Regions from separate parts of the Homo sapiens genome. Here region 1 is linked to region 2. A link is a loop called in an ENCODE intact Hi-C map of the cell type or tissue named here. Cell type or tissue: B cell. All regions are shown on one strand. Links, peaks and the distances in the headings refer to the core of each region. The heading gives the core; the rest is flanking DNA.

Region 1 (5,373 bases), core at 180-5,179, 820 kb before region 2:
CCTGATGGGATATGTAGTTTTTAGGGTAGCACGTGTAACAATTTAAAGTAGGAAACACCCCCTTCAATTCAAATAAAAAATTCTGGTTTTTTTTTTTGAGACAGAGTTTCGCTCTTGTTGCCCAGGCTGGAGTGCAATGGCAGGATCGTGGCTCACTGCAGCCTCTGCTTCCTGGGTTCAAGCTATTCTCCTGCCTCAGCTTCCTGAGTAGCTGGGATTACAGGCATGTGCCACTATGCCCGGCTAATTTCGTATTTTTAGTAGAGACGGGGGTTTCTCCATGATGGTCAGACTGGTCTTGAACTCCCGACCTCAGGTGATCCGCCTGCCTCGGCCTCCCAAAGTGCTGGGATTACAGGCGGGAGCCACCATGCCCAGCCCCAAAATTCCTTTTTTAAACTAATATTCTAGTGGCCCACTATTCTCCAACAATTCCTACTTTAAATTGTTGCATGACCCCTGTAGTAAAAAGCATCACTCAGATCTGACAAACTTAGTGACACCCCCAGTTTTTACAAATTATTGACACCCCCTCAAAGCTAACAGCATGATTATATAATTGGGAAGAGTTGTTCCTAAGAGAGAACATGAGTTCCAGAGATGTATAAGAACTATCTATATGTGTAATCTGTACTGCCAGTTAGCCCCAGAAATGCCCTGGACACAAAATCTGTCCAAGCTGCAAACAAAATTTGCCATCTCTAGCACATCATTCTGATTCAGGTGGTCTTTACTACAGGACTTTTTTCGTGTAACCCTTAGCAAGTTGTTTGAGGCTAAGAAGGGAAGACCTGAGTCTGAAGCAAATAAAAGTTATACACAACTTTTACTGACATTTTTGAACACGGATAGTATTAAACCAAGGGTCACTGTGCCAGGAGGGGAAAAATTAAGTACTGTAATTATATATATTGAATTATATATAGAGAGCTATCCCCAGGATAAAGGAATCACTGTTTACTCTGGTAATGATCTGGAGGTTTAAAAACACACACACACACAAATAAAAAAAAAAAACAAACACTCAAGTTGACTGGGCCAGAAATCTTATTTGCTCTTCCTTCTCCCCAACAGTTTTTTATTTCGAGTTAGTTCTATCTAAGGAATTTACACCCTTGATCACTTAAGTCACCCTAAAGTGGAGTATGTAATCAATATTGGTTATTTTCTCATTGGAGTCTTTTTTGACATTTTAAAGAAATGCTATTTAAAACAGACAATATGGACAGATTCTGATGGAATTATTCTTGTTCACGTACTCCTTTCGTTTGGACAGAGGTATCTGCCGGTACTGAGATGTAAGTGATCAGCTGAAGGGAGAAACTGTACACCATGTGACGGACAAATTACCTGCCTCAAGAAAGCACTTACGACCATTCTGCAGCCACTCAGTGACCTTGGCTAGAAACCAATGGCTGTGCGGCGTGAGGTAAGATGAAAGGAAATACCCTAGGGATCCAGGACTTCTGCATTTGGTGAAACGTCCGCTTCCACTACAAGGCTTTGGGATGCCTAGTCTGTAGACTGGAGGAGCATTAATACTGACTCACGCAGAAAAGATATAGCTACATATTGGACTGGGGGAAGGGGTGGCAAAACCCTCTGCAAATAGGAAGTGCCACAAGAGCACCGAGATAAGGATGAGGCCCTGCGTGAGCGCAGCCTTCGGGTTTTCCTTGGGCCGATCAGCACCGACTCCCCCGCTCTCGGCGAGGCGCCTCCAGCTCCCGGGAATGAGAAATGTGCCCGCCGCAGCAGGGGCCCACAGGAATGAAGGGCCCCGGCGCTGCGTAGGCCCAACAGTTCCCCGCGCTCTCGCCCCCGGCCCAGCCCCGCCTTTCTTCCCCCGCCTCGGCAGAATGGACTCACCAGGGGGCGAAGAACTCGACGAGCATGAGGCCCGCAGAGCCCGTGTCGGAGATGCGACTCTCGAAGTTGTCGTCCGTGAGTTCTAGCACGTCGGAGGCAGCGGCGAGGCGGGCCGCGGCAAGAAGCAGCGCCACACCCGGGAACAGCGCTAGGCGGCGGAGGCGCATGGCGGCGAGGTGGGGTGGGGACGGCCGGAAGGGTCGCGGCTCGGCTGGGACTGCGGAGGTCGGGCGCGCGACCACTAACCCGCTGCTTGCGCTCGCGCGTCTGGCCCAGGCGGACCTGCAGCCGGAGGTCCCAACCCCCAAACCCGGCTTGGGCCGCTGTGTGGCAGCCGCTGATTGGCTGCGCGTCGCCTTCGTCGGGCGGGCGGGACCAACTCGTTACCGCCGAGTGGCCGGAGCGCGGGGCGGGGCCGAGGCGGCGAGTGTCTGGGCGAGCGTGGCTGGGCCCGGTCCTGGGCTGGGGGCAGGGGCTAGGGCCGGGTCCCGGGGTGAGCCGAAACCTGGGGGTCGGGCGGGGCGGGAAATGGGGCGCAGTGAGGCTGGGAGCCGGCCCTGAGCTCGTCCTGCGTAGGGGTAGCCGGGCTCAGGGGGCGCCTGAGCTGGAGGTGGAAGCGTGAAGTCAGGACTGAGTGGGCGAAGAGAACCTGGGCTGAGGTGAGGCCCAGAAGCGAGAATGGAGGAGAGAAGGAGCTAGCCCCCGAAGGAGTGTTGGAGTGGACACACTTGGGACGGGACCCATTTTCAAAATGTCAGGCTTTGGCATTTTGTCCAATTTCTCTTCACTTGGTTTCTCTTGCGTGGGCAGGCCAAGCCCTCCCCCAACTCCACCTCATTGCCCGATTCTCTCAGGCCCAGGTGGGACCCAGGTTCTTCTTTGTCCAGCCCCGGGCCCCTGCCCTTGTGGCTGCTCCTTTTTTATTGAGTTTCTTGTTTTGTTTTGTTTTGTTTTGTCTGAGATGCCGTCTTGCTCTGTCCCCCACGCTGGAGTGCAGTGGCGCGATCTCCGCTCACTGCAAGCTCTGCCTCCCGGGTTCACGCCATTCTCCTGCCTCAGCTTCCCGAGTAGCTGGGCCTACAGGCGCCCGCCACCACGCCCGGCTAATTTTTTGTATTTTTAGTAGAGACCGGGTTTCACCGTGTTAGCCAGGATGGTCTCTATCTCCTGACCTCGTGATCCGCTCGCCTCGGCATTCCAAAGTGCTGGAATTACAGGCGTGAGCCACCACGCCCGGACTTTTTTTTTTTTTTTTTTTTTTTTTAATGAGCTTTTAATTGGTAGTGCCGTCACAAAGTGAAGATGCCTGGCCACTTGGTCGACTGCTCAATGTCTTTACCACTCTTAGCCCCTTTTGTTTCAAAAAACCCTGAGTCTTAGTAGAATGTTTGTTCTGCCCAACTGCTCCTAGTTCGTAGATGTGGGTACATTAAGGAATCTTAAGGGCAAAGAGGGTGGGGAGGAGGGGACAGAAAACCTGTAATCCTTGGTGCAGCTCCAAGAATGAAATGACACTTGATGCTTACATTTTCTTAGCAGACATGGCCGCTTACCAACAAGAAGGGCAGATGCAGCTTCCCCGAGCTGATGCCATTCGTTCACGTCTCATCGATACTTTCTCTCTCATCGAGCATTTGCAAGGCTTGAGCCAAGCTGTGCTGCGACACACTATCAGGAGTTACTTGGTCAGCAGCCTATTTCTTCACTAATTTAAATTTAAGACTCCTATCCACATCCTCTACATTTAAGAGTGGAAAATTCTGGGGAGGCCGGTTTAGTTGCTGGTTTACCAAACTTGATAAATCAAGGGCTTGTAAATAAAACTAAGGAGATAGAATCCACGTCTTTCACTTTTAGGCCTAGGATAGCCACTAGCCGTGGATGATACGGAACAGTTTCTGTCAAAGACTCTTAAAACTTTGAGAGTGAACCTGCTGCTTTTGTGGGCATGGACAGTGTTGGTCATAAGCAATACATTTGCTCTCACTCCAAACAGAATTCTTAGTTGCTGTGAGAAGAGAAGGACCAGCAGTAAGCCATTAGGGGGACCCATTATCTGAACAGTATCCCTGCCCCCAACCCTACCTGGTCTATTTTGTTTGTATTTATCCACTACCCCTTTTCAATTTTTGTTGTAGATCCTTCCCGCCAGAAGAAACTTATGTTGGGAGATCAACACCAGCTAGTGGGCGTCTCTATAAAGCCTCAACGTATAGAACAGATTTCACATGCCCAGAGGCTGTTGAGCAGGCTTCATGTGCGCTGCAGTCAGAGGCCACCTCTTTCTTTGTGGGCCGGATGGGTCCTTGAGTGTATCCTTTCATGTCACTCATTTTTATCCTGGCTGTTGATCATCTGCCTAATGACTTATTTTTTGCTTCCCAAACTCCATTGTCTCATTCTCACTGCTTATGTTATTGCTCTTATTATTTCAGCTGCATAAATCAGAAAGAACTCCACTCTGTATGTTTCCTTAAGAGACAACAGGTCCTCTCTTCAAAAACTTCATCATCTTCCTGATCTTTTTGAATACGATCGTACTGATGGTTGAAATACGTGAGAACTGACATTGTATGAAAGAGGAAGTGAGGCCAGGCGCGGCGGCTCACACGTGTAATCCTAGCACTGTGGGAGGCCGAGGCAGGCGGATTGCCAAAGCTCAGGAGTTCAAGACCAGCCTGGGCAACATGGTGAAACCCTGTTTCTACTAAAAAATACAAAAAATTAGCTGGGCGTGGTGGCATGGCCTGTAGTCCCAGCTACTCGGGAGGCTGAGGCAGGAGAATCGCTTGAACCCAGGAGGCGTAGGTTTCAGTGAGCTGAGATTGTGCCACTGCATTTCAGCCTGGGCGACAGAGTACAACTCTGTCTCAAAAAAAAAAAAAAAAGAAAAAGAAAAAGAGGAAGTGGGTAGGAGTAATTTTTTTTTTCTAAATTGATCATTTTACATTTTTGAATGTCATTTGAAATGTGACATTTATATTAAGGACAATTAAGCCTCCTGGAGTAGAATTTATGCAACTGCTAAAATCTAGAAATATTCGCTGGGCACGGTAGCTCACACCTGTAATCTCAGCACTTTGGGAGGCCGAGGTGGTTGAATCACTTGAGGTCAGGAATTCAAGACCAGCCTAGCCAACATGGCGAAATCCCATCTCTACTAAAAATACAAAAAATTAGCTGGGCGTGGTGGCGGACACCTGTAATCCCAGCTACTCAGGAGGCTGTGGCAGAATAACACTTGATCCTGGGAGGCGGAGGTTGCAGTAAGCCGAAATCACGCCACTGCACCTGATCTCAAAAAAAAAAAAAAGAAATATTAATATTTGGAGGGCTCTCAAGCGTATACTAGATACAGAGCATCTAGACACATAAAACTAGGTGTAATATGTAGCAATGTAACAAATCCACAAGGAATTGAACTTGGGAAGACCAGTTTTATTTCTGTTGTCAGTTTAGGCTGACAATTGTTTGCATTAACCTTTTCTGTTAAAGATATTGGTG
Region 2 (5,373 bases), core at 157-5,156:
TTTATGTCCTGTGTGGGGACTTTTTAATGTCTGAACTTTGGACATTGTATCTTTGAATATGCTGTAAGACTGATCCTAGAGTCTGTCTGATTCCTTTAGACTTATCCAGGGACACATCCTTAGACTTGAGTTATTCCTCTCTCTTATTTTCCCAAGTCTTACTGTATTCGTTATCTCTTGCTGCATGACCAATTATCCCAAAAATTAATGCTTAAAGCAATAGTAAATATTTACTATATCACATAGTTTCTGTGATATAGTAACACATTTTAGAAGTGGCTTAGCTGGGTAGTTCTGGCTTGGAGTGTCTCACAAGGTGGTGGTTAAGAAGCCAGCTGGGCTTTCAGTCATCTGAAGGCTTGACTGGGGCTGGAGGATTCATTTCTAAGAATGGCTCACTAACATAGACGGCAAACTGGTGCTGATTATTGATGTGATGCTTCAGTTCCTTGCCAGGGGAACACTGCATGGAACTGCTAGAGTATCTTCAGGAGAAGACAACTGGCTTCTCCCTAAATAAGTGATCCAAGAACACATAAGGCAGAAGCTACAATGTCTGTTATAACCTGGCCTTGATATTCCCACACCATAATTTCTGGAAAATCCTATTGGTTACACAGGTCAGTCCAATTCAGTATGGAAAGGAATAAATAAGAATGAGAGTAAGTGAGGTAGGGATCATTGGGGGCCATCTGGAAGTCTGGCTACCACATTTATGTATTAGAGACAGAGTCTTGCGTTGTCACCCAGGCTGGAGTGCAGTGATGCAATCATAGCTCACTGCAGCCTCGACCTCCTGGGCTCAAGCAATCCTCCCACCTCAGCCTCCTGGGTAGCTGGGACTACAGGGGCCAGCTAATTAAAAATATATATTTTTTGTAGAGACAGAGTCTCACTATGTTGCTAGGGCTGGTCTCCAACTCCAGGGCTCAACAGATCCTCCTGCCTTGGCCTCCCAAAGTGCTGGGATTACAAGTGTGAGCCACTATGCTCAGTTTATTTCTTAAAAGAGATACATGCATATATATTTGAGTTTTATATATATACTTGAGATCTATCTATATCTATAACTCAAAGGGGATTCCTAAACTCCAGTACCAGCTCTTGAATAACATATTACATTGACATTTAGCCTGACTGAAAGAGTATCTCTGGGGACAGCTCAATAATTCTAAAATGGAAAAGACTGGAGAAAAGGGGAGGCTTTTATTGCTAAGCCTAATTTCAATGAATCTGGACATTTTTTCCCTAGAAACTTTTTTTTTTTCTTTTTTAAAGACAGGGTATCTCTGTTGCCCAGACTGGAGTGCAGTGATGCGATAATAGCTCACTGCAGCCTTGACATCCAGGGCTCAAGCAATCCTCCTGCCTCAGCCTCCCAAGTGGCTGGGACTACAGGTGCATGCCACCACACCTGGCTAATTTTTGTATTTTTAGTAGAGACAGGGCTGGCTAACTAAAAATTTTTTGTGTGTAGAGACAAGGTCTTGTTATGTTGCCCAGGCTGGTCTTGAACTCCTGGGCTCAACCGATCCTCCTGCCTCAGCCTCCCGAATAGCTGAGACTACAGGGGCATGCCACCATGCCCGGCTAATTAAAAAAAATTTTAAATCCATGCTTCCGTGATCATTTTGTGTGTGTGTGTGTGTGTGTGCAGAAGGAGTCTCCTTATGTCTCCTTACATTGCCCAGTTTGGTCTTGAACTCCTGGACTGAAGTGATCCTCCCACATCAGCCTCTCAAAGTGCTGGGATTGCAGGCATTAGCCACTGTGCCTGGCCCCTATAAACTTCTTTAATTTTAAAGAAAAATATTTACAGAAACCCTAATGTTTTCTTATTCAAATTATGTGATTGGTCAATACTCTGAAATGAATGAAGTACTCTATTAGACATAGTAATAGAAAAAGTAACGTGTGGTTTTAATCAGTAGAAATAAAAAACAATTTGGCAACATCTTTATGTTTGCATAGAACAAGATGAGCTGCATCATCACTTGCCTTTAATGTACATTTTGTCCTGCTTTCAATCCAAGGATCTGGACATGACAGAGAGTAGAGATGCCTGCTGTTTTTAAAAAGAATGGCAAGAGGCTGTGGCACTTCCTGAGCAAGAAGAAACAGATTCTATAGGAACAGTTCCAAGATTGAATATAGGATTAGTCATTTACCTTTCTATATTCTTAATCAGCTTTAATGACAATGTCACTTGAGTGAAGAAAAGGATTTAAAGTAAAAATGAAGTTCATAATTCATTACATTCTTTCCATTCATGGCAGAACCCTGGGGATCATTGTGATTCTTAAGTAGAAAGGACATTAGATGTGGGGCGTATGAGAGACCTGAGTTTTGGTTTTGCCACTGATTAGTTTATAGCCTTAGGAAAGCTGTTTAGCGTTTTTCATGTGTTTTCTCTACTGTACACTGGTGGGCAAAGATGGGAGAGGTGCTTAATCTTAAGGTTTTCCTTCGCCAAAGCGACTGACACAACACTAAATAGAAACGCATCCTGCACAGCGTCCTTGCTCCGCCCTCCTCGCTTTTCTTTGAAAGTCTTTGAGCACCTCCCGCATACACTTGCTCAGCATCGCATACTGGTGTGCACCGGGGCTGGCCATTGAGTCTTTAGCTGGTGGTGTTTCACAAAGGGAATGAAATCTTGTTCTTGGGTTGTGAAACCGTAAGGACACTCCGGTCTCCAAGTTGACATTCGTTTATGGAAGTGCCCATCTCCTTTCCTCGTCACACCTAAGGCCCTTCCCCAGTCCCCCAAAGATGATTAGCTTCACGTTAGGCGGTTCTGGGGACGGCGCCAATTTGCGGGATGCTGTCAGCGCTGATGCTGAGGAAGAGGATGGATCCTTAAGGCTTGCAGGGCCTCACGATTTGGGCCCTTCATCGCGACTGCCTCAGTGTGTAATTTCGTATCGTGACAAAGCATTTCCGATTTTATTCCGAAAAGCCCAACCATGGGGTCCCAACCATCCCTCTATAACCAATTTAACTGTCACGCTAGGAGAACACCTATGTGCGCAAACTACTTGTCTCGGAAGCCCTACTTCTCTCCTCGGGACAGGCGGGGAGTTGCGGCTATGGCTGGAACTACGAGGCCCAGAATTCCTAGGCGCATGCGCGCTGCCATTGTGATGCTCCTTTCCCGGTAACTCGCCCTCTCAGGCAAACCTGAAGATAGCGGCAATTCTCCGGTGGGGGGCGGAGACGGTTTCTGCCCGACTCTCCGCCCCCTTCGTGATAGGCAATGGGACTAGCCAACCGACGCTGCGAGTTCGGAACGCACTCTCCAATCAGCACCTGTAGCGGAGAGGTGGGCGTGCGCGCTGGCAGGGCAGGTGGGCTAGGCTGTGTCGGGTTACGAGGGGGGAGAATAACGTCGGGTCGGGTCAGCGGGCTCTGCAGTAGTCGCCGCAGCGGCGATGGGAGCGGTGGGGACGAGGCGGCGGCGGCGGCAGGAGGGGGAGCAGGTGCTGGCACAAGAGCAGCGGCTTGGGGGAGCCGGCAGCAGCAGTAACAGCAGCAGCAGCCGCCGCCGCCGCCGCCAGTAAACGCGGACGGTACCCCAGGGGACTACCCAGCCGGCCGGCCCTGGAAGCCGCGCTCGGGTCCCGCCGCAGTCGGCGGTGGGGGATGGGCAGGCAGTGGCGGTCCCGCCTGCCGAGGGTTAACCCCCGCCGGTCCCGGTCCTGAGCTGGACCAGAGCCCTCCTCCAGAAACCCCTGCGTCCGCCACGGCCCAGGTAGGACACACCCCCCGACCCCCCAGGGCGCCGCCCTCCCCCAGTCTCGACCCCCTCCTCCGGCCGCACCCCTCGCCGAGTGACCGAGCCTGCTGAGGAGGGGAGGGGTACCGGGGACTTTCAGTTCGCTGCAAGCCCGGGGCTCGTGCCAGACCCCGTCACTCTCCATCTCGGAGATCGTTCTGGTTCTGCCCGATTTCCCCGAAGGCTGCCGCCTCGTTTTGCCCCAGGCTTTGGGTGTCTTCACTGAACTTGGAGGGTCACGAAGCTTCGTTCTGCGTCTCTCTCTGTGGGTGACCCACATATCACTTGTACCCATGCCACTTCTGGTACCAGCACCGAACACGAAGGATTCCTAGGAAATCTGAGCGCTTATTTCCCACCCCGCCTCCCCAACTATCATGGAAAGGAACATGGGACTACTGAATCTGTTTGCTGTGTTGTAACGACAGTGAAGGCCGCGACTTTCTTGTACTTAGGGTGCTGAAGTAATGATCTGAGGGATTTGCTCGTCATTTGCTGTGGCAGAGATGATGTTGACACCCTGGGATGCTGTGGGAGGGACAAAAGACTCACGTATATGTTCTGTCAAATCGGAGAAGTAAATAATCCATTGGGATGCCAGGATACTTTATTCTACAGCGAAGTTAATTTTGTATCCGTCGAGGCTACAGTAGAGGTAAAAATGACATTGAGTTGTACTTTGCTTTGAATTAAAGTTGATGGGTAGCAGCAATCCTGGTATTAACTCTTCTCTCTCATCGCTTTAGAAATTATTCTTTCTTTGAACATTAAAGAGGACAGTTTTATTATACACTTCTAATAATGTGAAGATGTTTTGTAATTCAGTAGAAATTGAGTTTCTGTGTGTGTAGGAGGGTCATGTTATGAATGGGCACATGTAGACACACACGCAGAGGGAGGATCCACTCAGTGTGTTTTGTTAACAATGTTTGGTTCTGAGCCATTGATAATAGTTGCATTGGTATCTAAACCCTGATTTGCCACAGTATAACACAAAGATGTGTTGGCTGTGTACCTTTGGCTAAATGGAATAGAATAAAGTTCATTTGGGGATAGAAGGGGGAAATGATTTTAACTTATCAAGGGAATTGAATGCTATGTATTGCTTGCTTTATTTCCTTTTTTTTTTTAAATAAAGAAGCAGTAATGATGACAAATATAGCTTAATATGATTAATCTTGAGGCATTTGTCTGAAGTCAAAAAATGTTTCAAATAATGTGTGTGTTATATTGTGATCTATGCAAATTGAAAACATTGAAGGAAATCTTTGATTTAGAAGCTTATGTTTTCCTGTATGATAACATTTTATCAAGACACCGAAGGGGACATATGAAGCATGGTTTTAAAGGAAAGTTTCTCTTAACATTTTTCTTTTATGATAGAATGTTAGGAAATGCTTTCTTCCCTCTTCCAGTTTTAGACACAGAAGAAATTAAAGTCCATAACTTCATTAATTTAATATATAATATCAAGTTGATGCAAATTTGTACATTGGTTAGGGGGCTGAGAATAATATATCTTGCTCATTATCTTGTACTATGGTTAATACATAATTTAGTAAATTCTCTATTGCATTATATATGACTTTAGATTGTTG

Evidence for each region. Hi-C counts contacts between places; a loop is a spot of excess contacts. Peaks named below come from ENCODE experiments on the same cell type or tissue, not always from the same donor. Only the 100,000 strongest peaks of a DNase experiment are listed, where the experiment ranks them.
Region 1: it touches region 2 in a loop (19-fold over the local background); 3 of 110 quality-filtered maps call a loop at or near these places.

The regions. Positions count from the first base shown.
Region 1 is chr15:43,743,203-43,748,575 of GRCh38, reverse strand. It overlaps PDIA3 (protein disulfide isomerase family A member 3), which reads right to left and starts at 2,138. Exons shown (of 13, transcript NM_005313.5): 1 at 1,870-2,138. The coding sequence starts at 2,036. It also overlaps the pseudogene CATSPER2P1. RefSeq lists enhancers at 1,513-1,562, 1,573-1,622 and a silencer at 2,123-2,422. In B cell, for the core only: CTCF peaks have their summits at 1,909 (motif pointing right) and 2,109; DNase peaks (open chromatin) are centred at 1,575, 2,205, 4,465 and 4,739; H3K4me3 peaks cover 2,378 bases; H3K27ac peaks cover 2,705 bases.
Region 2 is chr15:42,918,816-42,924,188 of GRCh38, reverse strand. It overlaps TTBK2 (tau tubulin kinase 2), which reads left to right and starts at 3,411. Exons shown (of 15, transcript NM_173500.4): 1 at 3,411-3,751. RefSeq lists enhancers at 2,790-2,889, 3,092-3,592, 3,593-4,093 and a silencer at 3,410-3,819. In B cell, for the core only: a CTCF peak has its summit at 3,200 (motif pointing right); a DNase peak (open chromatin) is centred at 3,218; H3K4me3 peaks cover 2,305 bases; H3K27ac peaks cover 1,142 bases.